2 separate regions of the Homo sapiens genome follow, and region 2 is linked to region 1. Evidence: read pairs that join two places in POLR2A ChIA-PET (ENCODE). Cell type or tissue: Panc1. All regions are shown on one strand. Each heading gives the region's core, and the rest is flanking DNA. Links, peaks and the distances in the headings are about the cores only.

What was found. ChIA-PET counts read pairs that join two places held together with the same protein. Peaks named below come from ENCODE experiments on the same cell type or tissue, not always from the same donor. Only the 100,000 strongest peaks of a DNase experiment are listed, where the experiment ranks them.
Region 2: POLR2A ChIA-PET joins it to region 1 with 10 read pairs; 2 of 35 experiments call an interaction of 5 or more read pairs at or near these places.

What each region holds. Positions count from the first base shown.
Region 1 is chr6:156,824,918-156,832,567 of GRCh38, forward strand. ARID1B (AT-rich interaction domain 1B) reads left to right here. Exons shown (of 20, transcript NM_001374828.1): 2 at 4,310-4,504. Among named protein-coding and RNA genes, the nearest start is that of MIR4466, 49 kb to the left of the region's middle. RefSeq lists an enhancer at 4,939-5,906. In Panc1, for the core only: no CTCF peak of the experiment used is centred there; DNase peaks (open chromatin) are centred at 3,254 and 3,644.
Region 2 is chr6:157,738,784-157,746,433 of GRCh38, forward strand. No RefSeq gene overlaps it. Among named protein-coding and RNA genes, the nearest start is that of SNX9, 81 kb to the right of the region's middle. RefSeq lists an enhancer at 2,442-2,982. In Panc1, for the core only: no CTCF peak of the experiment used is centred there; no DNase peak of the experiment used is centred there.

The DNA of each region.
Region 1 (7,650 bases), core at 2,647-5,146:
GCAGTGGCACGATCTTGGCTCACTGCAACCTCTGCCTCACAGGTTCAAGCAGTTCTCCTGCCTCAGCCTTCTGAGTAGCTGGGATTACAGGTGCCCGCCACCATGCCTGGCTAATTTTTTGTATTTTAGTGGAGACAGGATTTCACCGTGTTGCTCAGGCTGGTCTTGAACTCCTGAGCTCAGGCAATCCACCTGCCTCAGCCTCCCGAAGTGCTGGGATTACAGGCGTGAGCCGCCGCACTTGGCCAATTTTTAGTTTCTTTAAGGGACTGGTAGTGAGAAGCAGGAGTTGAGACCCTCAGTTGTACATTTTTAATGCTCAAAAATAGAGGACACAGCAGGATGGATTTGGACTGTGGATGAATATTTAATAATAGACCATAAGGAGAAGTTAAAATTAAATAATTTGCACTGTATGAGTAACTGTTTTTCTATCTGAAGTCTCATTGAAAGATATTTGATGCATTTTGAGAGGTTCAGATAATCTGTGTATTTAATGCTTTCGATTTTCAGAAATCTGAGGGTTAAGCTAACATTTTTGACATGGTGCAAATTAACTGAATTTTAAGTAGGACTGTGAGAGTTGATGGCAGTGATGAGACAGATAATACAAAACAATTTTAGTCACTGATAAGATGAATTTGCTGCACTGTTATCTATAGCATTAAAACATAGACATTCCAATCATTTTCCCATTTAACATTTCTGCTTTAATTAAGGCAGTTTTGGTCGTGCACTATTTGAAGTGAAATAAGTAGACGTTTCCTGTGCCCTGGGCTGTCTAGATTGAATGTGAAGATAGGACTGCCTCAGGGCCCCGTATTGGAAATTCAGCCTGAAATTTGATTTACTCAGCCTCTCCATAGGTCCTTCATTCACTTGGCTGATTTTGAAATCACCAACTCAGCCTTGATTTTCATACTTCCATAAAAAGTTTTACCTTTTTCAAGAAAATCTAGAAAATAATCACATTTTATTTTTATCAGGCATAAATTCTAATTTAAATAATTATGAGAAAATGAATTCTTAGCCCTAGATTTTAGTTTTACTACAAATATATCAACATACATGTTTGTACACTTAATTATGAAGGCGGCTCAGGTTATGTAAAATCAGTATATTGTTTGGGCAAACAAATGTACTGTCGTTTAATTTCTATCATGTTAAGTCCAAACAATGTCTTGGCTGGTGAAAGTAGTAACAGTTTAAAATTGTATCACATGGTGAATTTTGAGCAGAAAAGTTGCTTGTAGGCTGTGGGGCCTGGGGCAAAGCACCCTCTTTCCTCCTGTGTCCTCCACAGAGCTTCATTCAGGTGAGATGGGTTCCTCCTGGCACAGTCCTGTGGATCCCTTGGGACTGAGCTCAGGTATTTCCTATAGGAAGCCTTTGTTAAAGCCCATGGCAGACCCAGTGAGACACCCTCTTCTCACCTTGCCTTGGTGCTTTGTCCCTTCAGGACATCTGCTGTGTTGCACTGTGACCTGTTTAGTCTGTCTCCTTCAGTGAATCTCCAGGACATGGAGGCTCGTTCATCCTTCTGCTTCCAGTGTTGGGCACAACGCACATAGTAGGTGCTTAGTAAATGTGTGGTGAATGGATTCACCAAATCTTTAAAGTGAACACCAGAGTATTGAGGAAGGCAGAGAAGGGGAAGGACCCGTGCAGCCTTGGAGTGGGAGTGCCAGTGGAAGAGAGGACTGGCAGTTCTCGGGGTCTGTGCTCCTGCCTTCCATCTTCACCTCCCCTCCGTCCCTCCTCTTCCAGCCTCAGCCCTCACCTCTGCAGCGAGACTGTCCTTGCCGAGCACAGCAGTGGCCTCCTTGTCAAGTATAGCAGAAGCCTTTACCCTTCACCTGACTGCATTCCTGGGCTGCATTTGGCACACCTGTTTCGTTGCTACACCTGACTCCCTTCCCTCCTGTAAGAGCACACTCTCCAGAGTGTCTACATTTTCTGGCCATTCTTCCAGCTTGTCTGTGGGTTCATTTTCCCTTTTCCCTTAAGCGGTGATATTCTCTAGGATTCTGTTCGCTACCCATTGTTTTCCTTTCATATATTCCTCCTAAATAAAGTTCATGGGTTTTATTGCTTCCTATTGATTAATTCATCAATTAATGTGCTGGGTACACTGTTCAACTTATGCCCTGGAGATATAATAGTGAATAAAATAGAGAAAATCCCTGCCCTCTGGGAGTGGATGTCCTCTCTGCTGACTTCTCTACCTATTTTTCCAGGTCAGGCCTTACTCCCCAAGCTGCAGCTCATTATGTCTCTTCCTTCTGGGCATTTTCACCTGGATTTCATATCAGAGCCTCAAGTTTCCTATGTAAACCACTGAAGGCTCCCACTCCTGGGGATATGGTGATTGGCTTCTCCCTCTGCACACTCCATCTCATTTGGCTGCTGGCTTCCATCACTCATTTGGTCTCCAAATCCTGCCGCATTTCCCTTCTAACTGTGCCTTGGAGCTGGGCTTGCTTCCTCCCACCACTGCTGCCAGTTCAGGACCTCAGCCTCACCTGCCTGCCAGGGCAACCTGACCTGCTTCCAGCTGGGTCAGGTGCCCAAGGGAGCAGTCCTGTGTTCATCTGTCAGAGGCAGCCTGAGCCTGTAGAATGCCCTGCAGGGCTCACCCATGTTCTGGCTTCTGCCTGCTTCAGCATCTTCGTAAATTCGTGCTTCACGTGGATCCAGATGGTTTTTATTTCCTGATACACACCAGGCAGTTCATCTCCCTTGACCCAGTGCCTTGTGCTGTTTCTTCTGCCCTGTGGTACTGTACATGCTGTTCCCTCCCACCTTGGACGTGTTATTCCCCTTTATCCTGGTAATTCTTTTTTTTTTTTTTTTTTTTTTTTTTTTTGAGATGGAGTCTAGCTCTGTCTCTCAGGCTGGAGTGGCACAATCTTGGCTCACTGCAGCCTCCGCCTCCTGGGTTCAAGCGATTCTCCTGCCTCAGCCTCCGGAGTAGCTGGGATTATAGGCGTGCACTACCATGCCCAGCTGATTTTTGTATTTTTAGTAGAGACGGGGTTTCACCATGTTGGTCAGGCTGGTCTCAAATTCCTGACCTCAACTGATCTGCCCGTCTTGGCCTCCCAAAGTGCTGGGATTACAGGCATGAGTCACCATGCCCGGCCTCTTTTTTTTTTTTTTTTTCAAGAGACAGGGTCCCACTGTGTTACCCAGACTGGAGTGGAGTGGTGTGATCATAGCTCACTGCAGCCTCGAACTCCTGGGGTCAAGTGATCTTCTTGCCTTAGCCTGAACAGCTCGGACTATAGGTGCCTGCCACCACGCCTGGCTAAGTTTTTAATTTGTTGTAGAGACAGGGTCTTGTGATGTTGCCAGGATGGTCTTGAATTTACCCTGCTAATTCTTAAGCCTTCCTGAAAGTCCCCATGTACTTACCTCAGTGTGAACGCAGCATCTGGCACACAGTTGGGATCAGTATGTGGTTTTGGAAGGACAGAGGAGGGAAGGAAGGAGCTGCTGGGTGAATGCTGCCTGCTACTGTAGCACCGGGTGAGGGCCTTTCTACCTATTGCTTTGTTCCTTTGACGTCCCAGGACATGAAGGGCTGAGGCTCCACGCCTAGCCCTCCTGTATGACCTCGGCCCTGAAGCCCAGGGCCTGACTCACCAAACCAAAAATAAAATTCAACATCTACTTGTGAACTGGTTGTGTTTGGTAAGATGCTGACTTACATGGGGAGAGGTGCTGTGACTCATAGTCTGAGTGCTCATCCCTACACACTGCTGGTCTCTGAACAAAATCTTTACCCTGGACATATGCATGATCTAAAATCTATCTTTTCACTTTTTAATGAACACTCGGTTGCACTAAGGTTTGATCAAGACTTGCAGACTCAGTTCTAAAATAAAATCATTGTTCTAAGAATACTTTGAAGGCAGAAAATGTTAATCACTCAATACCCTCTGCTCTTATTACTAGTAAGCTAAAAGGAGGTGGGTGAGCTTAACTATCATGCTCTTTTCCTGTACGCATAATAGAATTTTAGATGCAAATGTTTTCTCTCTGCTTATGGTCCAAAATCGTTTTTAGTTTTGTTTAGTCTAGAGCTCTCTTAGTTGTTAAAAACTCCTAAAAGTAAAAAATAAAATTTCTTGTATCCATCTAGGTTTTTTCTTTAATGTCTTGCTGGATGTTTTGTCAGGTCATTGTTTTTAATATTTTTAAAACTTAAGGATAGTTGTGTTATTAATGCATATGTTGACATAACACAAATTTGTGCCTTTGTAATAAAGAATGAATTAATAAACCGACTTCTTTTATGTCTTCACAGGGCAGCCCAATGGATCCAATGGTGATGAAGAGACCTCAGTTGTATGGCATGGGCAGTAACCCTCATTCTCAGCCTCAGCAGAGCAGTCCGTACCCAGGAGGTTCCTATGGCCCTCCAGGCCCACAGCGGTATCCAATTGGCATCCAGGGTCGGACTCCCGGGGCCATGGCCGGAATGCAGTACCCTCAGCAGCAGGTTTGTGCTGGTCCCCCGACCCGCTGCTTTTTTGTAATAGTTTTGTCTTTGCCTTTTGCTGTCCACCTAAGATTGATGTTAAAGAGAATTAGGGGGCATTGCACGGATTTTCTGCTTTAATTTTTATTGTTTCTTTAATCACAGGTATAATTTTTTTTTTCTTTTAAAGATGGAAAGGTGAGCTTCTTAAAGTGGACAGAATACCTGTTTGGTAGAAGGGCAGCAGGACCAGCTGTATTTGATAGGTGCACTGTGTCATAAATTTGCAGCAGGTTATAACAGATGTAAGCTCTGAAGTGAACTTGGCATTCCAACATTTTTGTCAGACTGTGTCAGATTTTGAGCTGTGAATAGACCATCTTAAGGTGAATTTTCAAGTCATTTAAAGGTCTTTTCCATGAGGATGGCATCAAGTTTTTAAAATTGAAAAAAAAAAAGTTTAGTCTCCCAAAGTTATTTTGCTTTCATTTCTTAAATTATTTCTTCTGTACCTTTTGAAAAAGGTTTCTGTATTTCATATAAGAGGATTTGATGTGCATCTGTTTTGTTAGGTCTTGATGGGTTTTGTGTTTTTACTTAAAAAAGACTTTTCCTGTTCTTAAGAGACCCAACATTTTCCTTTTTTTTCTCTGGAATCAAATGGAGTCACCTTAGATGACCATTTACCCTCTAGCAGTGGTAAACCTAGTCTTTTGGATACTTGAAAGAATACCCCTTTATGCTGGCTGGAGGGAGGATGAAATTTGGAAAAGACTAAATTAGATTCAAACTTGTTAGGGTATTTAGTTACTAGGAGCACCAGAAAGGCTTATTTATAAATCGCCATACCGTACCTAAGCCGCCAGGGAGTGGGTCAGGCTGATGCTGCTGCACGTTTTACTGCCCCAGGCTGGGGCGTCCCATGGTGCGGCCGTCGGTAACCCACAACAGGGCTTGACAGTGCTGTCTCAGGAAATGCTTCCATCTGACCAGACATCTTTCGTTGAGGGGCAAAAATTAGATATGACTACTGTTCTCTCTGATGTGGATATGGAGAATGATTGATCATACTTTACATGATACATAGCTGTATATTAACAGTTCATCAGTAGGTTGCTTCTGAGCCTTCTCGTTTATACACTATTCGATCTGTATTGTGATTTATTATTTGTTTCATTATTATTGTTATTAATTTATTATTGAAGTTTATTTTAATTATAATATTGTGTAAGTCTATGTTATAGTAGCATGGCATGGTGGCACCCTCCTGTATTTCCAGCTATTCGGGAGGCTGAAGTGGGAGGATCGCTTGAGCCCAGGAGTTTGAGTCCAGCCTAGGCAATGTATCGAGACCCTAAAAAAAAAAGAAATAAAATAAGTCTTTTATTTATAAAATAAGAAATAAAATGTTGTCTTTCCTCTTTATCTTTGCTCCCACTTGGATGATTTTGTTTATGTTAAGGCCATTATTGGGGAAGATAGAGGTAGCTCAGCCTTTGAATCCTAGTTGCAGATTGAACACCCTTTGCTGTTGTCAGAGACCTCACTTCTCAATTATTGAAGGTTACCCACTCCGAATTCTAGCAGTCAGTTGCATACTTAATTGTACTTTTAATTTTTTCCACATTATTCCTTTTTTTCCAGCAATATTTTGCTGCCTAGAGTAGAAATCTTTAGTTGTGGCTGCTAATTGTGAGAAGGAAATAATTTGTAAATGATGAAAAGTAAGGTGGAAGAGTTGCGATTTTCTCTCCTTCATTTTAGTTTTAGAGCAGCTTCACCATTAGTTGAGAGGAAGACAGCCCAGGCAGCTGGCTGCTCAAGTCCCCATCGCACTCTGTTGCTGATTTTATGTGGGAGCTAATAGTTGTGGATGGTGCTTTGGCCACAGGAAGAGAGCAGAGGTGGGAAGGTAGTAAGAAGTAGTGGGACCGGCAGAGAGAAGTGGATGCTCGCTGCTCTTGGGCTCCCCACTTTGCTTTTCAGCATGTTTCCCTGATGTGAGATTAAAAAGTCAGTTTCAAAAGATGCTGTTCACGGCAAGCAGCCGGATCTCCCTGGTCTCTGAAGGAGTTAAGTCTCACTAGAAGTTCTAGATGTTGGCTTAGTTTCCAGTCCCAAAGTGGGAGTCAAACAAATGGAGAGGGTGTGTGAAGAATGATTACCTAGGAAATGTTTTTAATTATTTTCTTTTCTAAATGTGTAAAGCTAAAAGTAGAGGACATACACAGATATATAGAGTAATCTCAATTTTCTTAGCTTCTTCCATTTATTTAATCCCTGTGACTCTTATACACTTTTTAAATCCAATGACTCTTAGATTTATTTGAAGGGACAAATTGATGTAGGTTGCCCATCAAGTATTTCAGCAAATTTTTAATTAAGATTTTAGATTGGATATTTTACTGCTAACCAAAAGAAATACCCAATTCTAATTAAGCACAGATCTTTCTGATAATGAAAGGAAAATAGTATATCTGGTAAGAAATTGAATATCCTGGCTGCAGAAGTGTGGAAACTTTCATAATGAGTTAATCAAAGTCATGGGTCTAAATAATCTGTATTGCCTTTTTACCTTTTCATTTAGTTAAATACAGCTTTGAAATATAGTATCTTGTTTTAAAATTTAAAAGGCTAAAAATAACAGAATGCACTTTTGAATGTGTATAACATTTTAAAGAAGACATACAGCTTTTATAATACCAAGGTCATGTGAACAGTTCTTAATTTTTGAAATGGAAAAAAATAGTGAAGATTTAGAGCAAAGGTTATTAGAGCATATACATTCATTTTGTTAGCTTGAGTCTGTGTTCTTTGGGGAGGAATTTTCAGTGAATTGCTTTGTTTCTGCATTTTGGATAATTATAAATTTGTTCACAAACAGGGTCCTGGCACTGTGATTGGCTGCTGGTCCCATCCATCTTCCCCTAGGATTAATGTAATTGGCTAAGCATTGTTGTAGTTGTGGCTAATAATGTTCTTCAGGGAAAAAGTTGAAAGATAATTATGACATTGAGTATTTATTGAGTGGACATCACCACCTAGGCATGACTTTGCTTTGGATGGCTTCCAGAACGTTCTGTGTTTGGTTTGTGAACCTCTAATGAGCTGAATCCAGTTCATTTAATATTGCTCGTATATTTCTGCACAGGATTAAAATGCAGGAA
Region 2 (7,650 bases), core at 2,838-5,337, 910 kb after region 1:
AAATAATGCCACACATCTACAACCATCTGATCTTTGACAAACCTGGCAAAAACAAGCAATGGGGAAAGGATTCCCTATTTAATAAATGGTGTTGGGAAAACTGGCTAGCCATATGCAGAAAACTGAAACTGGACCCCTTCCTTACACCTTACACAAAAATTAATTCAAGATGGATTAAAGACTTAAACATAAGACCTAAAACCATAAAAACGCTAGAAGAAAACCTAGGTAATACCATTCAGTACAGGCATGGGCAAGGACTTCATGACTAAAACACCAAAAGCAGTGGCAACAAAAGTCAAAATTGACAAATGGGATCTAACTAAACTAAAGAGCTTCTACACAGCAAAAGAAACTATCATCAAAGTGAACAGGCAACCTACAGAATGGGAGAACATTTTTGCAATGTATGCATCTAACAAAGGGCTAATATCCAGAATCTACAAGGAATTTAAACAAATTTACAAGAAAAAAACAAAAAACCCCATCAAAAAGTGGGCAAATGATATGAACAGACACTTCTCAAAAGAATACATTTATGCGACCAACAAACATATGAAAAAAAGCTCATCATCACTGGTCATTAGAAAAATGCAAATCAAAACCATAATGAGATACCATCTTATGCCAGTTAGAATGGCAGTCATTAAAAAGTCAGGAAACAACAGATGCTGGAGAGGATATGGAGAAATAGGAACGCTTTTACACTGTTGGTGGGAGTGTAAATTAGTTCAACTGTTGTGGAAGACAGTGTGGCAATTCCTCAAGGATCTAGAACTGGAAATACCATTTGACCCAGTGATCCCATTACTGGGTGTATACCCAAAGGATTATAAATCATTCTACTATAAATACACATGCACATGTATGTTTATTGAAGCACTATTCACAATAGCAAAGACTTGGAACCAACCCAAATGCCCATCAATGATAGACTGCATAAAGAAAATGTGGCACATATACACCATGGAATACCATGCAGCCATAAAAAAGGATGAGTTCATGTCCTTTGCAGGGACATGGATGAAGCTGAAAACCATCATTTTCAGCAAACTAACACAAGAACAGAAAACCAAACACCACATGTTCTCAGTCATAAGTGGGAGTTGAACAATGAGAACACATGGACACAGGGAGGGGAACATCACACACCAGGGCCCTGTCGGGCGGTGGGAGCCTAGGGGAGGGATAGCATTAGGAGAAATACCTAATGTAAGTGACAGGTTGATGGGTGCAGCAAACCACCACGGCACTTGTATACCTATGTAACAAACCTGCACATTCTGTACATGTATCCCAGAACTTAAAGTATAATAATAATAATAATAATAAATCTTTATTTAACCAATGTTCACAAGTAAATGTGAGATTGGAAATTCCAAGTGGTACACATTTCAGTATGTGCAGGTCAAACCCCTTTTGTGCAAGGCCACATTGCCCAACTCCAAGGGGCTCTGTGCCCATAGAATCTAATATACTGGTTTCCCCTAGAGCTGTGTGATATGTCAGCCCAGGTCTTGCAGTAGAACAACTTGGACCGCTCTTGACAAGGAAGGAATGCCTCCAGAAACTTCCCAATAGACTTTCACATCTCATTGACAGGAAGTGGCTCAGTTACCCACTGCTGCCTCATTGGCAAGCGGACTAGAATCCCAGGATAATTGAGCAAATCAGGATTGACACACTTGGGGATAGTGAGGTCCCAGCCCCTCCCTGAAGCACACAGCACCCCAATGCAGAGGGGGCAAATGACTGGGTCCCCAACAGCATCTGCCACACTTTGCTTCTGATCATCAGTTTCCAAAAAGATAGGTGTCCAGCATTGGCTGGAGAGCTCTGCAGAGTCAGGAGCATGGACTCTGGGGAGCTGTGAGCCCTCCACAGTCAACAGGAGAATGAATCCACAATTGTTGGAGAAAAGAGCTCACAACTGCCATTGGTTTCCCACAGTTAGGGCCTTTGCCAGGAGCCTCTCCCGCACCGGCTCAGGGCTGCCCCAGTGACCTGGCAGACAGGAGGCATCTGTGGAAGTAACATGGGAAGAATGCAGGCCTTCCAATTAGATGGGCCTGGAATCCTAGCTTTGCCATTGACTAGCTATGTGACCTTAGTAATGTCATTCAATTTCTGTAGGCTTCAGTTTCAAAATGGAGGGAATGACATCTACTTCATAAATTGCTATGAAGATTTTTTTCCTAGTCGGATGAAATCTCCAGCACAAAATAGGTTCTCACTCAATGATTCTTAAACGTTGGTGTTCTAAGAATCACCTGAGAGTCTTGGCCGGGTGCCGTGGCTCATGCCTGTAATCCTGGCACTTTGGGAGGCTGAGACAGGGGGATTGCTTGAGGCCAGGAGTTCGAGACCAGCCTGGCCAACGTGGCAAAATCCCGTCTCTACTAAAAAATATAAAAATTAGTCAGGTGTGGTGGCACGCACCTGTAATCCCAGCTACTCAGGAGGCTGAAACACAAGAATCACTGGAACCCAGGAGGTGGAGCTGCAATGAGCCGAGATTGTGCCACTGCACTCCAGTCTGGGTAACACAGCGAGACTCTGTCTCAAAAAACAACAACAACAACAAAAAAAAAAAAACAGAGAATCACATGTGAATCTAGTTAAACATGCGGATGCCTGGGCCTCCCACCCCAGACATTCTGCTTGCCTGCATCTGGGTCCAGGAATCTGCATTTTTAACAATGGCCCCCAGGTGATTCTGATGTAAATGATCACTGGCTGCACACTGAGCCACACTGCAGTAAACTGCTGCTGCTGCTGTTATCAGGCAAAACCTGAGCATGGCGGATATCTCATGCAACAAGAAAATTCATTTTAATTTTAATTATCTATCTATAATTAGCCTTGTTCCGTTAAAAATGATTAAGTCTGCAGTGCTTGAGGGACCCAATGGCTCACTGGTAAAAGCTGAATTCCATCAGCATTCTCCTTGCACAAATTCACCAAGTACACGAACCTCACGGCGGGAAGGCTTCCCCCAAGGAAGAAATGCAGCCTCCTCAACCTCTGCAGCCAAAATAAGACTCTTGCTAAAATTACTAAAGCATCGCATTTCCGGCGGAGAGCTTCCTTGCAAACTCCAATCTGGATTAATGAAGACTCAGGTCCCACCTGGCCCCATCATTCTGTCAATTCAACAGATTTCCTGGCCCAAGGAAAGTGCCCAGAAAAGCAAAGGTGAATCTCTCACTTCCCTCCCTTCCTCCCCTCACCACAACAACTGGCTCTGCTGGTGGCCTCAGGAGGATATAACACTATTTATTTCCTCTCTCCAGCCTCTTGGCCTCCAGCAGTAATAGCACTGCTAACTCGGAAATCTCTGCTGCTGCCTGTTATTGCAAAACTAGAATAGAAAACATTTTGCAGACAGTGTGACTTGGAACAAAAGAGCAGGGAAGAGAAGAAATCCCCCAGCCAGCATCTGAGAGTGAGGGCATGTAAGGGTGATGGACTGAGGAGAGGACAGGGGAAGAGTGTTTGGGAAGGAAGCTATTACGGGTTGGGAGAGGTTTGGGAAAGGAAAGGCAGAAGCAGCTGTGTTTGACTCTGTGTTCTGAACGCCACTGGGCTTCTCCTGCTTGGCTAAGAAAGATTTGGCAGCAGTCAGGGTCATGAAGACTCGCGGTCAAGTTGAGAGTGATCAGCTGTTCTTGTCCAAAAGGACAAACCAAGAGCAAAATGAAATGAAATGAGATGAGATGGGATGGGAAGACCTTTGGGTCAAGTCCAGTGGTTCCCAAACCTGGCCTGTTGTCAGAATCACTTGGAGTGCTGATTAAGACACCAATTCCCAGGCACCACTCTGACACTCTTCCCAGCAACTTGGATGATCGAGTGGATTTAGGAACCACAGGTGCAGCGGTTCAGGGGCTCCTGGCTGATGGTCTTTTGGGCCGATGGCATTTCTCCTGTAGATTCTTCAGAGTAGTTAATGGATTTTTCTACAATGCAATAATCACATTTGTAATGTGATTATTACATACGTAATGTACACATTACATTACACATATGTAACATACACATTACATTACACATATGTAATGTAATTTGTTCCTCACAGCCAAGGCCACTGTAAGCTCTCCCTGAGTCCTACAACTCTGACTTCTGGGGCCCTTACATCACGTCAAAGACAAAAACATATCCATGTCCCACCTTAAGTAGACTTTTATAATAATACTTTGAAATGTTTTTGTTGGTCTCAGTAACTCATTTAATTTAAGATTAACAGTCATTGCTTGGAGAGCATCTAGATACTCAGGAATTTTTTCAAAGTGGAAAAAAATTTAATCCACAGATAACTTGCTAATGTAATGAAAGTTCCAAAAGCCCTAAATTTAGTGACTGAATGAGTGGAACTATGATGTTATGTTTTTCAGATATTTAGTTAAATCCTCATTAATGTTAACTTTGAAGCTTTATTTGTATTTTCGGGTTTAGTTCTCTGTTTTAAATCTCAGTCAGTCATTTCTGTGAGCCTGTGGACAAGTCCGAGGCATGGTGACAGTACCATCTAATGGGCCAGACATCCCTGCCAACAAAGATGTTGTGAGATAATATCATTTTACAAGTAAGAAGCCCATTGGAGTTGATTTCAGAAGCCTGAGGCCTATGCAAAAAAAAAAAAACAAAAACAAAAACGGGGCTAGGCTTGAGAATGGAGACATCAAAGACCCAGTGTGTAATCAAAACAACAACAGATAAACAGAAAACTCCACAAGGCTCATTGTCTTTACCAAGATTTAATCATTTTACTTCAATAAATGCTCCTGGTATTATTGCAAACCTTTGGTTAATTTCCAGAGTTTTGAAAAAGTTCGTTTTGACCATTTTTTACAGTGTTCTTGTTGCTTTTATGGAGACAGGATTTTCAGAGGTCCTTGCACTGCCATTCCAAAGTGTTTCTCAGCATTACCTATTTTAATCATAAATAAGGCCAGGCATGGTGGCTCACACCTATAATCCCAGCACTTTGGGAGGCTGAGGCTGGTGGATCACTTGAGGTTAGGAATTCAAGACCAGCCTGGCCAACATGGTGAAACCCCGTCTCTACTGAAAATAAAAAAAAAATAGCCAGGCTTGGTGACGTATACCTATAGTCCCAGCTACTCGGGAGGCTGAGGCAGGAGAATCGTTTGAACCCAGGATGCAGAGGTTGCAGTGAGCTGAGACAGCACCACTGTACTCCAGCCTGGGTGATAGAGAGAGACTCTGTCTTAAAAAAAAAAAAAAGAAAAAATTATACATAAATCTTGTCCTTTTAAGAGTAAGTTGGAAAAGTGGTCATGAAAATTAAATGATGCATTGTATATAAAACAACTAATCTAATGCCTATAATATGGTAAATGCTTGATATTGAAGACAGCAGCTATTCTTTTTATATGATCATAATGCTCCCGGCCGGCCCTAAGCAGTTTAGTGGCTGAGTAGCTGAGTTGTAGAGCAGGGACGAGACCACCCATCTTCTGACTTTCAGCCAATGCCTCTGTGAATGCACCATCAGGCCCCATGACCTCACCGCAAATGAGCCATAGTTTAAGAGGCTCTTCTTGCCTCTTAAGTACATCATGCAATCTCCAGGTATAATCTTCAATATAATTTTAAGACATGACTCATGGAATGTATAATAAAATGTGTAAGATAATTTAATTCCAGTGATCATATGCAGATGAGTGGAGACAGCCATGAGCAGAAAGCACATTCATTTTCTCCTGCTCCCAGTATTTACTCAAATGCAATCAACTTCCCCCTGGAACCACTCTTTCTGACACCCTGACTCCTCACCCAGCCCTCTCACACCATGGAAGATGCATCTCCCCACCCTTGGAATTGAAAAGGCTTGCGACAGCCCCCCCAGCACTTCAGCCCTCACTGGAACCAACAGGGATGATGACAGCATTTTCCCGGTTCCCTCTGGACTTAGTCTTTCTTTCTTTCTTTCTTCATTTTTTTTTTTTTTTTTTTTGAGACGGAGTCTTGCTCTATTGGCAGGCTGGAATGCAGTGGCATGATCTCTGCTCACTGCAACCTCCGCCTGCCAGATTCAATCAATTCTCCTGCCTCAGCCTCCCGAGTAGCTGGGACTACAGGTGTGTGCCACCACACCCGGCTAGTTTTTGTATTTTCAGTACAGACAGGGTTTCACCATGTTGGCCAGGATGGTCTCGATCTCTTGACCTTGTGATCCACCCACCTCGGCCTCGCAAAGTGCTGGGATTACAAGGGTGAGCCACCACGCCTGGCCCTTTCTTTCTAACTTTAAGGAGGATGGAGACCTCTACAATAAGCAAAGGAAGAAGGGTAGATAGGAAAAGAGTATGTTTTGGAGTCAAGCAGAGCTAAATTCAAGGCCCAATTTTACTATTTACTGGCTGTGTGATTTGGGTAAGCTACAAATCTCCCTGAGCCTCTGTCACACTCATCTACAAAAGAGCAATAAAATCACCTTTTTTTTTTTTTGCTACGTTATTGTGAGATGTAGAAATTCTACATGTCAAGAACCTGGTATTCAAGAGGTGCCCAGTTAGTGGCAGTGATCGTCATCGTAATAGCCACGTGTTGATAAAGGCTGTGACACCAGCAGGGAAAGAAGTCACTCATGGCTACACTGAAAGTCCAGGCCTGGGTTTTTGTGTTTTGCTTTATTCTCTTCTCTCAAATCCAAACCTAATAAACTCCCCTGCAGGCATGGAACCCTTTTCCGTGTATTAAATGACATTGTTGTTGACCCCTCTGTAATTTGCGGAGCCAAGAAAAGAAGACTTGATCCTTCGTGGCCCTGTTTGATTTTAACCCAGGAAAAGTTGACTTGGAAAGTTTGGCATTTCCATTCTGCCCAGGGTGATTTTTCACCTTAAATTTCACTTTCCTGAGCCAAGAAAGAGCAAACCACTGAAAGACTTCATGTTTTTCTTCTTTTAATGAGCCCAAGGACGAGAATATGAAAGATTTACTTATAAAAGGGAAAAGCAGGTGAAAAATGCAGGCACAGTGTGTCCGTGGTCAGATGCCCATCCTGGCTTCTCAAACTGAGAACTGCTCCACCCCAAGAGCTCCTGAAAGTACTACCTGGATCCAAAATTGTCCTTCTTCTCTTCTCCAGTTATGTATGTGAAAGCATGGAAAGAAATAAATTTAGAGAAAAATTTTCAATCCTGTTGTGTAAACACATTACACAAATGCTGTTATTCTTCATTAAAATCTGCTATCCCTGGAATTTTGGTTCTCATATACATATTAACACAAAAAGACAAATATAGCATCCAAAACAGGAATCAGTAAAAAACATTTAGAATGTTGGAATTGATCAATGGCATCCTGCAGATAGAACTCCAGGAATCAAATGTCCTGGAAGTGACTTTTTTGTTGTTGTTAGGACTAGTCCAGTGGACCAATGGGAATACAAAAGGAACTGGAAGTTACTTAAAATTTACAATTAGTTATCCATTTCTGCATAATTCTTTTGTGAAGTCTTGCAACATGTGAAGAGCATTTTTCCTAAAAGTTGAGGTATTCAAAGATTGAGCTTGCATATATTTATGACACAACTTGTTTCCCCTTTAAAAAAAAAAACATTAAAATGTAAGTGTATGAAACAGTTAAGGTGGGCAGTCTGTAGCCTACAGGATGCTGGGC